Regions from separate parts of the Mus musculus genome. Here region 2 is linked to region 1. The links are chromatin loops, found by intact Hi-C in ENCODE. Cell type or tissue: heart. All regions are shown on one strand.

What was found. Hi-C counts contacts between places; a loop is a spot of excess contacts. Peaks named below come from ENCODE experiments on the same cell type or tissue, not always from the same donor. Only the 100,000 strongest peaks of a DNase experiment are listed, where the experiment ranks them.
Region 2: it touches region 1 in a loop (1.9-fold over the local background); 2 of 42 quality-filtered maps call a loop at or near these places.

The regions. Positions count from the first base shown.
Region 1 is chr13:93,330,796-93,338,795 of GRCm38, forward strand. All of the region lies in intron 1 of Homer1 (homer scaffolding protein 1), which reads left to right. Among named protein-coding and RNA genes, the nearest start is that of Homer1, 31 kb to the left of the region's middle. In heart, a CTCF peak has its summit at 4,750; no DNase peak of the experiment used is centred here; H3K4me3 peaks cover 157 bases; H3K27ac peaks cover 195 bases.
Region 2 is chr13:93,379,248-93,387,247 of GRCm38, forward strand. It overlaps Homer1 (homer scaffolding protein 1), which reads left to right. Exons shown (of 10, transcript NM_147176.4): 6 at 7,098-7,133. Among named protein-coding and RNA genes, the nearest start is that of Gm6109, 65 kb to the right of the region's middle. In heart, no CTCF peak of the experiment used is centred here; no DNase peak of the experiment used is centred here; H3K27ac peaks cover 1,484 bases.

The DNA of each region.
Region 1 (8,000 bases):
CAGTCCTGGTTCTCTCTACCTGCTGCTTATGAATCAGATGTGAGTAGCTAAGGCTACTACTGCTCCAAGGTCATGTCTGCCTGCTTGGCTACTAGCATGCTTCCATCAGGGTGGTTATGGACTCACCCTCTGAAACTAAGCCAGCCTCAATTAAATGCTTCCTTTTATAAGTTGCCTTGGTCATGAAGTCTCTCACAGCAATAGAACAGTGACTAAGACCTCCTAGCAACATGTAAGAATTACCTTGGAAACGTAAAAACTATTTACTGGTTCTGTGCGACTGTGCAGCCAGAGTTAGCAAAAAGTCACTAGGCTACATAAGGGAGGAGATGCTGAACCCAATGAAGAGTTTGGGGGAATTTTTTTTCTGTCTGGTTTTCTTATTTTAAAAAGAGAATATATTAGGGAATTTCCCAGACATAGAATAGTATCTTCTGTCTTCTTTCACTAGCCATCTAATATGTTACCATACTTGCTTACTTTGTTTTGTTCCCTTCCCTGCACATTCACCTTTTCACTAGAATATTTTAATGTTGCTTTTTTTGTAAACAAAACAAGGATCATTATGGTTTCTGATTTGAGATAGCCTGAAAAAAAATGCACTTTTTGTTGTTGTTGCTGTTGTTTCAGTCATGCAGACACATAATAGATCCACTCACTTATGAACTACTTTCATTTATTATTATATTGAATATTTTATGTCATTGACTATTCTGAAACCATTTTTTCGTGGTTAAATACTATTCCATTAGAATGTACTTTAATTTAATCTTAAATTATGGAACATTTTAACTCATACCCTTTTGTAGTAAGCTGTGGTGATAAACTCTGTCTTAGTTAGGGTTTCTGCTGCTGTGATAAAACACAACTTGGGGAAGAAAGGGTTTATTTAAGTCTGGACAGGATTTAGTTTGATTGCCTATATCACCCAGGACCACCAGCATGGGATTAGGGGTGGGGACACCACCTACTGTGAATTGGGACTTTCTACATCAGTCATCGATCAAGAGAATCTATCACAGGCTTACAAGGTTGTCTGCTGGAGACATTTTCTCAATTGATGTTTCCTTTTCTCAAATTAATCTAGCTTGTCTCAAGTTGATAACAGACCCCATAAGTAGGTCTCTGCATATCTCTGTAGTCAGTCACATAAGATAATTACTTGGATAGAATTGCTTTGTCAGAGGGTGTATACAGAAATCTAAAGGCTTCGAAATACATTCTCAAGTATTTTCCAGAAAGACTCTACACCCACTGACTGCTTCTGAAAGTGTCAGTTCTGACTCTCACTAACATTGAATTTTGTCAGATTTTTTAAAACACTGTTTCAACAAGTGAAAAAGTAACTCTTGCTTTCAATTTGCAGTTCTTTGATTTCTAGTGAGGTAGACTTGAGTTCTCTCTTCATTTACATTTAAATAATTATTTGTATCAGTTGCTAGCTATGTGACTTTAAGCCACTTGGGACTTTCATTTACTTTTATATTATACACCTCCTTTATAGGCTACTCATGAATATTAAAGCATTTTAAAATTGAGAGTTTTAAACTTTTGACCATATACATAGTTTTTTGTAGCTTAAAGTTTCATACCTCCTTAGCAAGTTTGAATTGCTTTGAGATTTTTATATTCATACTTATTTTTATAAGTGTTTTACTGTTGCATGTAATTGTTAAAAATCAATCTATGCTTCCCTGGCTACTCTCCTGCCACGGTGGTCTTCCTGCCCCATGGCTCCCCCCCATGCAGCGGTCCTCCCAACTTCCTGAAGTTTGCTTGCCGATGAACCCAGTCATCCAGCCCCTGCACCTAGCTGCTGCCAAACCACTCAGCACTCGCAAATTTCCACGGCTAGCTGGGGGCGCACGCTTGCCCACCCACGCTCAGCTGTGGTTACCTTGCCCCGGGAACTCAGTTGAGTTGTCTCGAAATGGAAAACACCAGACAATCTTAGTTTAGAATCAACAGATAACACAACCGCTGGGCGTGGAATCTATCATCCTAGGATAGATCCTCATTAACAATTCTATATTAGAAATCTACTAGCAGTGGATTCAGGTGGATTCTGCCACCAGATTTAACGGTCCCTGCCTTTTGTCTACTTTCCCTCTCGTCTCTCCGTCCAAAAGATGGCGTTCTTTTCCTCTGCATTCCCTCTTCCTCTCTCAGACCTGGAAGGCCTGACCCTCCTCCAGTGATTGGCTTCTTGTCATCTCTCAGTTAATTAGGGGAAAATTCCGCTACACTTTACTGACCACTATTGATCATAACCAGGTTGTGGCCTAGAGTCTGCAAAGCACTGCTCTAAGTTATGTGCTGCTGGGTGCTGCTGGGTCTTGTGTCTACTGTGATCACCCCTGAGACTCAGAAGCCAGCTAATAGACTTCACTTCTAATAGACTAGATAGGAGAAAGACCCCCAAAGCCACGTTGCTGTATTCCTGCAGCAAATGTTAACTATGTTTGAGTCTCTATGATGCTGTGCCAACTGAACCATTCACATAACTGCTGGGAGATACAGCTCATGTGTTTGAGCAGAAATAACATCATATTTGCAGACTACATAGCTGAGAAACAGCATTGATGAAAGAATTCCATTTGTGATTTTTGGTACCTTAAAATATGACAAAAGTGATAAACAACACTTAGTTTTCTTTTAATTTTTTATATTTTTAAAATTTATTTCTTGTATGTGAGTACACTGTTGCTGTCTTCAGACACACCAGAAAGAGGGCATCAGATCTCATTACAGATGGTTGTGAGCCACCATGTGGGTGCTGAGAATTGAACTCAGGACCTTTGGAAGAGCAGTCAGTACTCTTAACCACTGAGCCATCTCTGCAGCCCGCCAACAACACTTAATTTTAACACTTAGTTTAAACTTTTTAAACAGAGAGAAAGCATGAGAGTTGGGTAATGCTAAGAAGTAGAAGTTGAGGATGTGTTACTGCCTTATGTAAAGTACCAGGTATTCCCTGGTGGACTTACAGTGAATGAGAGTGGAGTTGTGGTGGGTATTGTTTGAAAACTTACTTGGTAGTTTCCCTAACTGGTAGTACAACAGTGTTTTTACTCTTGATGTGTAGAGTAAATATATCTTGTCTAAAAAAGTTTTATACTGAATAGAGTGAATATTTTAAAATATGTTTTCGTTTGTTTGGTTTTTGAGACAGGGTGTCTCTGTGTAGCCCAGACTGTCCTGGAACTTGCTCTGTAGACCAGGCTGATCTTGAACTCACAGAGATCCACCTTCCTCTGCCTCCCAGGGTTTAAAGGTGTGTACTTCCACCACCCTTCAACACTGTAAATAACAAAGCTATAAGCTTAAGACATTTACCACTCTCCTAACATTCCACATTGAAAAAAACTTAGAGGAGTGTTGCAGTTTATTATATAAAAATTAATATTTTTATTACATAAAAATTTTATATTGAAGAAACAGTTTATCTTTGGGAAAAGAACAGAGTATATATGTTGTATCTACCCTGTACTTTTTAAACAGATACTACTAATTTAGAAAAATAGGTAGCTCAGCCCTTCTACGGAGAACACTGACCTTAATTACTGCCTTTATAGTACATATAGTTAGTACTAGATATGAGATATCTCTATGAATATGGTCTGAAGTCATTGTCTAGTACAGCATATTAGTACAGCTAGACATATGATGTGTGTTATTTTAATTTACTTTTGAAGTTCAAAACAAACCCAATGTCAGCTTATTTTGAGACAGCACATTATCCTTAAATATGTGATAATTAGTGTAGAAAGAAAAAAAAACTCACTAGCTTTGAAATCTATTATGTATTTCCATTTTATGTATATTTCTACTCCGCTGTTTTCATTGGAAGTACTTCATCTGAATAATATTTCATGAATTGTTTGTTGAAAAATTTTCCATACCAAAGTTATTCCTTATTATTTTTTCTAGTAACTGGATTATCAGACTTTAAATTTATTCACCTTAGTAGTGCTATTCTTCAAGTGCTCAGGAATTGTGTAGCTGATGTCTACCGTGTTATAGTAATTGTCATATAAACATCAAAATAACTTGCCTGCATATGAATAACTAATCAAAGCATGTACTGTTGGTAAAACTAGAGAAATGGTGAAGGATTTTATTATTTGAGCAATTAAAACATTTTTATTTGTGTGTATATGCATAATACCTATGATCGATTTTTCAAATATTAATATTTTGCCACAACACCTTTGTATCTTTAATGTTAATTCTGATTTTTTTTAGAGTATTTATTTGTTTAGATATTTCAGGGATTACGTATTCACTTGTTTAGTTTATCACCTATATAAAGAATGGTGTAATATATATAGTTGAGAATTATCTTTTTTTTAAAGGTGCTTTTTAGACCTTAAATGACCTTTTAATGTTTAAGTCATTTTTTATGTTTAAAGACCTGAATGTCTACTGAGAAATCTTCCTCAGATTTTTCTAGTACATACTGTATTCCTCTAGATTTAGCTTTATTTAGACTAACTTATCAGAATGGAAAAGAACATTCTAAAGTTTAATAGAACTGTTAATATCAATTTTATACATAATTCTAAATGTTATAATAACTCCAGATTCATTTTAAACGCATAGTGTTTTAATTGTGTTCCTAAGCAGGGAAGATTTTAAGTGAGTGGAGAAGCAGAAGTATTTATCTTCCCCTTGTATTGCAAGGCCATGTTGTAATTTTATATTTGCAGGTTTTATAATGCACACCACCTGCTGTGTGTTTGGTTCATCACTAGATGGAGTTCTTACAGTATAACTATGTGTTGAGTAGGCATTTGTAGAAGAAACGTATTCCTTAAAGTAGACTTTTTTTTTTTTTTTTTTTTTTGAGACGGGGTTTCTCTGTGTAGCCCTGGCTGTCCTGGAACTCACTTTGCAGACCAGGCTGTCCTGGAACTCAGAAATCTGCCTGCCTCTGTCTCCCGAGTGCTGGGATTAAAGGCGTGCACCACCACGCCTGGCTAAACTAGACTTTTTAAAAAATATATATAGAAGAATTAAACATATAACTTAGTAATAAGAGTTCTTATGTGGTACTTTTCTATTGGTTTGTACAAGAAACACTGAACGTTTTAGTCACAATTTTTGTTAGGTGCTTTTGGAAAGGGATGGGAAAGGGATTGAGACTTAATACTATAGAATAGCGGTTTATAGGGTGAACTTGGACAAGATCAGTCTTTTTTAGAAAGTCAGGTTTGTGCTGCTTGTTTGAGGCCTGCTGTACTGCCTCGGTGGCACACAGCAGACAGCCAGGGATGTGCGTGTGCATCAGGTCTGCACTCCGGCTTGCCCTGTGCGTGCTCTCAACTTTAATCTCACCGAGCGTCAGTCTTCTTCTCTTACCACTTCAGATAAAGTCCAACCCAGAGTTTTATTTCGTTTTCTTGTTACTTTACTCTAACCAAGGGTGGTATTTTTGTCAGGAGTTGGATGTACCTTCTGTACTTCTGTTAAGCGGTCATATTTATTTTCTGTGAATAATAGAAACACTTGTGCCAGCTACTCCTAAGTCCATCAGACTCTAAGGTACTAAACATCATCATTCAATGGCTCTTTGGTACTCTGTGAAAATGTTCCCTAAATCCTCATTTCCCAAGTTACGTAATGTAACTTTTCAACAACGACATTTTAAAAGTTACTGTAATACTTCTGCAAGGGTAAAAAATTTCAGGAGTAAGAAGAATTATAAGCAAAAGTAATCTGTTCTCTGTCCCATGCCCCCCTTCCATCTGCATTGCCAGAGGCAGCTGCTCTAATAAAGTCCAGTACTTACTTCTTTCCGTGGTTGTCCTCACATAGCTTTAAAGGCTGTTGTGTCCTAGTTAATAGTTTTGGATGTTAAATGTCTGCTAGATCATCATCTGAGTAGACTGTGGCGGTATTCCACATCCTTCCTTCACCTTCAGTTGTGTCTTCCTTACGATGGTAGGATGGCTTCTTCAGGTGTAGTTTTTATGAACAAACAGTATTGAAGACAACATTCTTTGTCATGTGTTATCTCTTGGTAAATGTCCCTGGAAACTCTAACAAACTTTTGAGTTATTTCATTGACCATGTTTGCTTCAGAGAACCATTTATAGGCCAAGAATGTCCTGGCAAGAACAAAATTGTAGAGGAAGGTGGCATATCTGAGGTTACCTAAGGAGGAGCTAGGAAGGATAATGAGTGGATAGTCAACCAACATGTCTTGACAGTCAAATTCTCAATGGAAAGTATTACCAACTGTAGTCCCAATAACCAGGCCATGGTCTTTTGAAAATAAAGCAGAAAGGGAGCTATTCCAAGTCAAGTTCTTCTCTGTCTTTGCTAAAGTGCCCATTACTCCCTAGATATCTGAAAAGGGTAGAGTAGGAAAATATCACTTCTCTTCAGTTGGCTTGTATTTATAGGGTCTGTACTTTTGTACTTCCTTGGAACAAAGCTTTACATAGTTACAATATTTTTATTAGTCATCTTAAACAGCATTGGCATTGGTACTTTGTAAAGTCAAGGCTATTCAAATGGTAAATGTGAACTTTTTCCCTTAATCTAAAATATTAGTATCCCCTGGAAAGTATCATTTGTTTTGTTTAGTTTTTAAGTTCTTTCTTATTGCACGGATGTTTATGAGCTAGATATAATTCTTTGTTACCTCTAGTTAATTTGAATAAGACTCATCTTTATAACAAGGTTTATAAAGGTCTTTCTCTCTCTCTCTCTCTCTCTCTCTCTCTCTCTGTGGTTTTGCTTTTCTGAACTTGCTTAAAATATTTCTTAGTGAATGTGTTTGCTATTTAATTTGAGATTGATGTTAAGTTCCTTAGAATGGTTACTTTGACAGTACTTAACATGTATCTACTAAATAAATAATACTCTAGTCATTATTAAACAAACCCTCAATTTTATATTGTCTCTATATATACATATTTCCCAGTGACCATTATTACATAAGTATAATTAGTAACATCGATACTAATGTTGAATATACCAAGATCAAGTTTCAGTAAGGTAATAATACCTCAGAATTTGTGATTTAATTTTTATTGTATGACTAGAAATATAAGAGCTGCATGAAGAAGAAACTGGAGATAAAATGTCTACATACTATTTAGTCATATGAATTTCTTTATTGTAGAACTTGTTAGGATCTTTGCTATTCAAACATACATTTTCATACTTTAGAATTGGGAGTGAAATAAACATATCTGAAAGTAGAATTCCTGCTTTTCAGATAGTTCCATAGGACATATTTGAAAACACTATTTGATTTAGTTAGTATTTTTGTGAATTACTGTGAAGCAAGTAAAATGATGAACTTTTACTAACAATTGCTGTCTAGTTGATTAGAAAAAGTAGTGTCTATCACTTGGATGCTTGACAGCTTGGAATGCACTTGAAGTCTAAAGATGAGACATAATAATTTGGTTATACCCTTTCTACTATTTTTTCCAAAGCTTTTCTCTAAAGAAACTTATTAACATGCAGTGTTTTAAACTGCATGGTTACAATCTGATGATTTTCCCATAGTCTGCCTTCCACATGGTCTCCTCATCTGAGTTCTAAACAGATGTTGAATCTCTGGCTGGACAGGCCTACACACCAACTCTTAGTCGTCTGAATTTGATCAAGAGTGTATTCTTCTTTCATTCCAATCTCAAATCCTGTTTTTCGTTTGCTACGCTGGCTAACAGCAATGTTGGAATCCAGGAAACTGGGATTACTCCTTCATCAGGACTCACAAAACACCGTTGACATTTTGGGGTAGATAAATCTTTGTTATCCTATGCGATATAGGTGTTTAATAACATCCTGTCTGTTACATAGCAACAGCACACTCTCTCCTCCCCCTACTTCCCACAGTTTTAAGACCTGAACCTAGAGTGTTAAGTGTTTTGTGCCTGGTAGGCCAGTGTAATGCTGCTAACTTTATCTTTTTAAACTGCACAAATACTTCCTGTCTGATTTCAGTTGCTTCCAATGGAGACCTTCAAGAAGGCTTTTCT
Region 2 (8,000 bases), 48 kb after region 1:
GGACTTTGAAAAAATAATCTAAATATTTTTCTTAGTGCTACATTATATACATGGGTACAGAGTACAGGCTATAAGTGATCATTTAGAGTGTCCAGTGACAGATCCAGAGCCCTGAAGGCCTAGCAGGACGAGACTGTACAAGTGTCCTAGGCTGCACAAGTGACATGGGCTTATTCAGAGGTTCAATAAATGCATTATTCGTACATCAGTTTTTGAAGTACTTTTCTTTTTGATTTTATATTAACTTAATAATTCCATGAAGCTTAATACTTTCCTTCTAAAACTTTGACTTTAAATAGAGGGAAACTGAATTTGAGATCCAGCATAAAGAAACTCTGGTGGTGGTTTCCTTAAAGTGTTCTGACCTCCTTGTGGAGTTGAAGCTCAGGGAAAACTGGTTGGTCTTTTCTGAAGGGAAATGGAAACTTTACTGAACAACCAAAAGCATCCACAAGAATAAATAATTATTTTGCTTTATCCCAGCATTCAAACATGAGATCATAGTGTTTCAGTGTCTCTGAATCATTAGACAAAGTTGCCTTCTTCCTGAGTAATTAAGATTTAACTTTCACGACCGTCTCTAATAAGAGACTAAGTCCTCCCCAAGAACACCTGCAGTGTTTGTGCCTTGGTGAGAATCAAACTCAGGGCCCTGGGTGTACAAGGCAAGGAACAACCTCCTCAACATTTTTAAAAAATATCTCTAGGGGTGGCGAGATGGCTCAGCAGGTAAAAGCACTGACTGAGTCCTGAGTTCAAATTTCAGCAACCACATGGTGGCTCACAACCACCCGTAATGAGATCTGACGCCCTCTTCTGGTGCATCTGAAGACAGCTACAGTGTACTATGTATTTATAATAATAATAAATCTTTGGGCCTGAGCGAGTGGGGTTGACCAGAGCAAGCAGGGCCGACCGGAGGAAGCAGAGGTCCTAAATTCAATACCCAACAACCACATGAAGGCTCACAACCATCTGTACAGCTACAGTGTACTCATATACATTAAATAAATAAATAAATAAATAAATAAATAAATAAATAAATAAATAAATCTTTAAAAATATTTCTAAAATATAAAATACCAACTTAAAATTACAGTATCAGAGCTAATCCAAAGGTATCAATTACTACTAAATATCCAGTAGGAAGGAAACCAGTATCTTAGAGTTGAAGATAAAGGAACATCCTTTTCCCCAAAATTGAGAAGGATATTAAAACGTATATTTGCATGTAAGAATTAAACACATCTGGAATAACAGTCATAGAACTTTCTTTATAGTATGGCAGCCTTTGGAGTTTAGGGAAGCTGAAGTTGTGTGAGTCACTCTGATAAATGCATTTGCATGCTTTGTAGCCAGAAGGATCTGTGGATAGCCACAGGGGAGGCTGTACAGAGGTTGGATAAGCACACACACTTGACACTGTATTTCACTGTGCTTTAGTAATATGATGTCTCAGGAAACAACTCAAAGTACAGGAACTCGGAGTATCCTCTGAACAACTCAGATTTACCCTGTGACGACATTTTGGTAGTAGGCAGACGACTTTTAGATCATGCATTCATCTACCTTGTAAGCAGTGTCAGAGAGTGTAGACGCCTGGGACTGGAGCGGTGCTTCGCCAGTGAAGAGCCTGTCAAGAGCACCCTGGCTTGATTCCTAGCACCCACAGGGCAGCTCACTTTAATCCCAGTTCCAGGGGATCCGACACCTCTTCAGGCTTCCTTGGGTACTGTGTATAAGTGATGCACACACATACACATATCATGCACATAAGACAATAAGAATTAAGGAGAAAACATAAAAATTTAATATTGAACTATTCCCCTATGCTGTTTATTCCAGGCTACACAAGTCTAAGATCTAGTGTACTGTGGCCATGTGTACTACACTATGAAAAAGAATCTGATAGGAGAATTTTCTTCAATATTTTCTTATTTTAGTGTAATCAACTATGGTTTGGGGGCTCTGAAGAGTAAAAAAAATTAATGTGAAAATCTCTTAGCTTGACTGTGCCAGATCTTAATACATGAGGGACTCAAGGTACACTCACGGAAATATACAAGTATATTAACAGACTGGGTACCTTCTTTTTCTACCCTGGGTCTTTGACTTTGCTTGGGTTTCTTACAACCCCAGCATACTTGCTCCTTGTGCCTTGACTGTGTAACTTTTCTTCTGTATATCTCTGTTGTTTTACTCCTCCTTCCCTACCCATTTCTTATCACCATCCCTGCACCTCCTTTTCTTATCCCGCAATGCAGCTGCTCTGCTTCCTGCCCACCCAGTCTCTTCCCATGCCAAGAAAACAGACACCATAGAACAATTCTGAGACAGTTCCACCAAGCAGTCACAGAAAGAACACATAAACACTCATAAGAAGCTTCTTATTGTATTTTTGGTAGTAAAATAACTTTATTAAAGAATCTACATACAGTGGCATTCCCTAACTTATCTAACATAAATTCACATACATTTTAACAGTTTGTATATTTGTAAACCTACAAACACAAGGTTTAAAAGGTTCTCTGTTCTATAAGGGTCTCTGTGCTCGTTATAGTTAGCCCCTTTTCTGTAATTTCATTTTGCAAATCTGATATACAATACTCATCAAAACATAACTTCATACCCCTCTTCCCTCCTTCGACAGCATTTTTGCGTTCTCTGTCATGACTGCGTACCTCCAGTATGAGTGGAGACATACAGCATTTGCCTTTTGCGGGCTGATGTCCTCATGTGGCATGATGTCCTCGAGGTTCATCTGTGTTACAGTCAATTACAGAATTTCCTTCCACTACATGTACCTGTATACTTCATTTTGTTGGTCCAGCCACCCACTGAAAGACACTGAGTTTCCCTCTACCTTTTGACCTCTGTGACTAACGCTGTTATGAGTCTTTATGTCTTAAAATATTTATCTCTTCAACCCTGTTTTACTAGTCCAGTAGCATATTTTGCTGGGCAGTTTGATATTAATATACATGTTTTGGGCTCTCTTTTTTTCCTCCTTGTGTTTCACTTTGATTTCTAATAATTTTGTGCAATTATATTAATTTCCCTGGACCTGTCAAATCCATTCTTATTTCCATTATTTTTAACACTGTCACTTGATTCTTGCTTGCAGTTTCCATTTCTCTGCCAAAATTCCCAATCTGATAGAGCTTGGCGTCTCCTCTTCTAGTAAGAGCCCATGGATGCTTCCCCTTTTGATATTTAGTGCTCTTTGGTACACATTGCAACCTATTGAATGTTAAATATTGCATAAAAAGCAACAGTGGCTTAGAGCAGTTGTCCCTTTTATCCATGGGGGATTGGTTCCAAGACCCTTTGTCAGTACCGAAATCTGTGGGTCCTCAAGTCTCTTACTTATGTCAGGTTGAATGGTATTTGTGTATTTATCCCTCTGTACACTTAATCTTAGATGAAGTTGACTCATATAATAAATATGCTATGTAAATACTTAACACTTTATTATTTAGAAAATAATAAGAAGGCTGTTTATGTTTAGTACACAGTAATTTTTTCCGTATCTTTCCAGCCAGTGGTTGAGTGAGCCCACAGATATGGAGGGCCAGCACTGCATTTCAACCTCTACTTGCACATGGCTCTTGTGTTAGTTTAGGAGTTCTGTCGTCCTACCCAGGGTTTAAACTCGACTTTCACCCACCTCCCGTATTAGTTTGTGCTTAGTGTCAGTGCTGACCTGCTGGAAAGATTTTTCCCACAGTTCCTGATACCTCCTTTTGGTTTGTCTTATACTTTATCCCTTCCACAAGGGGAAGTTGCTGTCAGCTTGATGGTAAGGACACAACTACCTTCTAGTAGCTTGTGAATTCAGTCTTGTTTTTGGAGGGTCTTCTATGGGAGTTTCTTACCCCTCTTCGAGACTGGAGACCCTAATCCTAGACTATTTTCTGATCTTCTAAGGTATAGAGATTTGTCTCTTGTTTCTCAGCTATAATAGGTCATTGCCTGTGTGCAGAGAACTAGATGTAACAGTTTGAGATTATCTTGTCCAGGAGACTAAGCCTAGGCGGGCTTTATAGGCGTCACATGGTGAGGGCGTCTCTGTCCATCCAGGCCTCCTTTGTCCCCCTCTCTTTCCAGTCTCTTACCCATGCTGCTTCTAATAGAAGATGAGCTTGCAGGGAAGTGCAACACCTCTGCCCAAGTATGTGCCTCCCCGCTCTTAGAAATGCTCTTTTGTCTTTGTTTTTGATTTTTGTGATAGGGTTTATCTGGGTAGCCCTTTCTGTACCAGAACCCGCTCTGTAGACTGGACTGGACTTGAACTTTATCTGCCGAGTGCTAGGATTAAAGGTGTGTGCCACCACCACCCAGCTAGAAATGCTTTTTAATAGCTTTCTTGCTCATAAACAGATAATATTCCATGTATATAATCATATAATTACTTTTTTGGTGTAGAGAATAAATATATTTACCTGGATTTAACTATAGCATACTGGACATTTGGGGGGTTATACCTTAAACTTGAGCCTTCTTAAATCTAAATAAACAGCAAACTTGACGATACTAGATGTTCCGGCTAATTTTATGTCAGCTGACACAAGCCAGAATCATCTAAAAAGAGGAACCTCAATTAAGAAAATGCCTCCATAAGATCCAACTGTCAGGCACCTTTTTTTTTTAACCTTATTCACTTTACATTCCACTCACTGCCCCTCTCCTGGTCACCCCTTCCCACAATTTTATCCCCCATTTCCCCACTTCTCCATACCCCATCCCCTTCTCTTAGGAGTGGGGCCTCCCTTGGGTATCCCCTACCCTGATGTACCCTGGCACATCAAGTCTTTGCAGGGCTAGGTGCATCCTTTCCCAGAGTCCAGACAAGGCAGCCCAGCTACAAGAACATATCCCACAGACAGGCAACAGCTTTAGGGATAGCCTCTGCTCCAGTTGGTCGAGATCCACATGAAGACTAAGCTGCACATCTGCTACATATGTGTGGGAGGCCTAGGTCCAGCCCATGTATGTTCTTTTGTGGTTCAGTCTCTGGGAGTTCCCAAGGGTCCAGGTTTGTTGACTCGGTTGGTCTTCCTATGGAGTTCCTAACCCTGTCAGGCCCTCCATCCTTCCCCCTATTCTTCCGTAAGAGTCCCCGAAGCTCCATCCACTGTTTGGCTGTGGGTGTCTGCATCTGTCTGTGTTACCTGCTGAGTGGAGCCTTTCAGAGGACAGCCATGCTAGACTCCTGTCTGCAAGCATAACAGAGTATCATTAATAGCGTCAGAAATTGGTGCTTACCCATGGGAGTTGGGCTGGTTATTGGCTGGCTATTCCCTCAGTCTCTGCTCCACAGGGGTGCCTGCATTTCTTGTAGATGGTATAAATTTGGGGTTGAAAGTATTATAGGTGGGTTGGTGTTCCTATCTCTCCACTGAGATTCCTGCCTAGAAACAGGAAGTTGCCTCTTCAGGTTCCATATCCTCAATACTGTGAGTTACAGATAAGATTAGCCTCATTGTTTCTTAGGCACCTCCCTTATCCCTGGTCTTTGTCATGTCCTGGAGATGTCCCCCCACCTCCCCACCCTCATTAGTTGCAGATTTCCATTAATTCTTATGGCCATCTATGTCAGGCATCTTCCTAATTAGTGATCTATGGGGAGGGCCCAGCCCATTGTGGGTGGTCTGGAGTTCTGTAAGAAAGCAGGCTGAGCAAGCCATGGGGAGCAAGCCAGTTAACAGCCCAACATGGCCTCTGCATCAGCTCCTGCCTCCAGGTTGCAGCCGTGCTTGAGTTTTTGTCCTACCTTCCTTCATTGATGGACAACAGTATGAAAGTGTAAGCCAAGTTAACCCTTCCCCCCACACCCCCAACTTGCTTTTGGTCATGGTATTTCATTGAAACAAGAGAGACCCTAACTAAAACACTGGAAAATCCTAGGGTCAATGTTGGAAATGTTGTTGGGCTACTGTAATATATACTTAGATGGTCATATCTTCTCTAATAAGTACAGTGGTCATATGAGTTAGGTTCACTCTAAGGATCTCATTTAAACTCTACTTCTCTAAAAACCTATCTCTAAATACAGATACTGTGATGATCTAAGAGTCAGGACTTTGATATATAAATTTAAGTTGTGGGGTTATCATTGAATGCATAATAGAAGACACTGAAAACAGAGTTCACATGTAGAGATCCTGCAGAGTGACAAGATCCAGTACAGTCCCCTGCTACAATGACATGTTGTGTGTCCTTGCTAACCATTAGTCATGTGCAGCTTGTGGCTGTTGACTGATCATGTGAAGAGTGCCTAATGAGACTTGAAACGTAAACTATTAATGTTTTATTAAATAGCCACATGCAGCTAGTGGCTAACATTTGAGTAATGCTTGGCTAATGTTTTTAGTTACCATGTAAAGACTGGAGGATCAGTGTAGTTAAGAGATGAGTCCAGAATCACAGACATACCAAATTCTTAATGGACTTTCTACCAATAGAATATAAAATAAAACTAAGAAAAATAGCATATTAAAGTGCCCTCATTCTTTCTCTATAAAGATGGTGTGGTTCATATTTAAAATGGCATTGTTTCTTGACAAGTAGATCTTAGACATAAGTCTTTACAGTTATTTTCATTTTTAAATAGGATTGACATTTGCTTATAGCAAATTTTTAAATTAGTTCAATAAGATTTCAGTTATCAGACTGAAGATCCCATTTAAATGAAACACTTCTGGGGGAAACTGGCAGGTGGTTTTAATAAAAACTAATCCATTTAGAGCTGGTGAATAGTTATATGTTTTTTCTCAGGAAGTCTAAATCTAAAATGTCATTCTACAAAGAAAGAACTTGAAAAGAGTTTCTTTTTTGAGAAAAATAGTTTGCTAAATTGATAGTTTCACTTATTGCTTCAGTGTATTGCTTAACTGGTAAACTAACTTTAGATTTGCTGTAAAATTATAAAAACTGCAGTGTCCCCATATAGCCTTTACCACGTGTCCCTTAATTATTGCCTTTTATGATTGTGATATAACCGTCAAACCTTGGGAGTCAGCACTATTGCAATACTACCAACTAAGTCTCTGCATTTCACTAACGATCCTTTCTTTTCTGTGTTGTTTCTTTGGCAGTGCTGGGGATCGAACCCAGGCCCTCTCTCATGCTAGGCAAGTGCCTTACTGCTAAACTTCGCCTCCAGTCTCAATGTGTCCTTTCTGTTTTGAAAAACTACCCAAGGATCCGACAGTGTATTTTTTCTCCTCTATTCTGGTCCTCGGTCTTTTATTTATATTTATAAAGTATTTTAATCAATTATTTTGAAGACTATCCTTAAGTTTGGGATTATATTGTTTGTCTTTGTTTTAGACTATGCGGTTATTGCTTTTTTAAAGACAGTCATTGAAATGATCTGCTGTCCCTCTCTGTCTTGTGAAGGGGGTATGATATGAATATATCTTAAAACTGGCATTAAGCTTTAGAAATTTTAATGATGGAAACTGCCTTTTATTATATAATAAAATCACTACAAAATAGTTCATAAAAACATATGCCTTGTGATACGAACTGACATTAACACAAAACCATTGAGTACAGGAAACTGAAAGGCACCACTACACAGTTTGGCTAATTGGAATAAAGTTCAAAAAAGAGAAAACATGATTTTCTTTCAAACAAAGTGATTCTCCCTTGGAAAGTTAGCAAAATAATTATCAAGAATTATCAAGAATTCCCAATGAATATTATTGCTTGTATTATAGAAGTTATTAGAACCAATTTGTTGATCTAGCCTCTTAGGAAATAATTTTATTTTAATTATAATAAAAATTTTATTGGAACATTTAAACATGCTTTTTTGTTTTTGTTTTTGTTTTTTCAAGACAGGGCTTCTTTGTATAGTCCTGGCTGTCCTGGAACTCACTCTGTAGACCAGGCTGGCCCTGAACATAAACATTCTTAATATACACATATAAATCAGTAATTAAAATAATACACTACCTGTCCCAACCTGTCATGCAAGCATCCTCGTTTGTCCC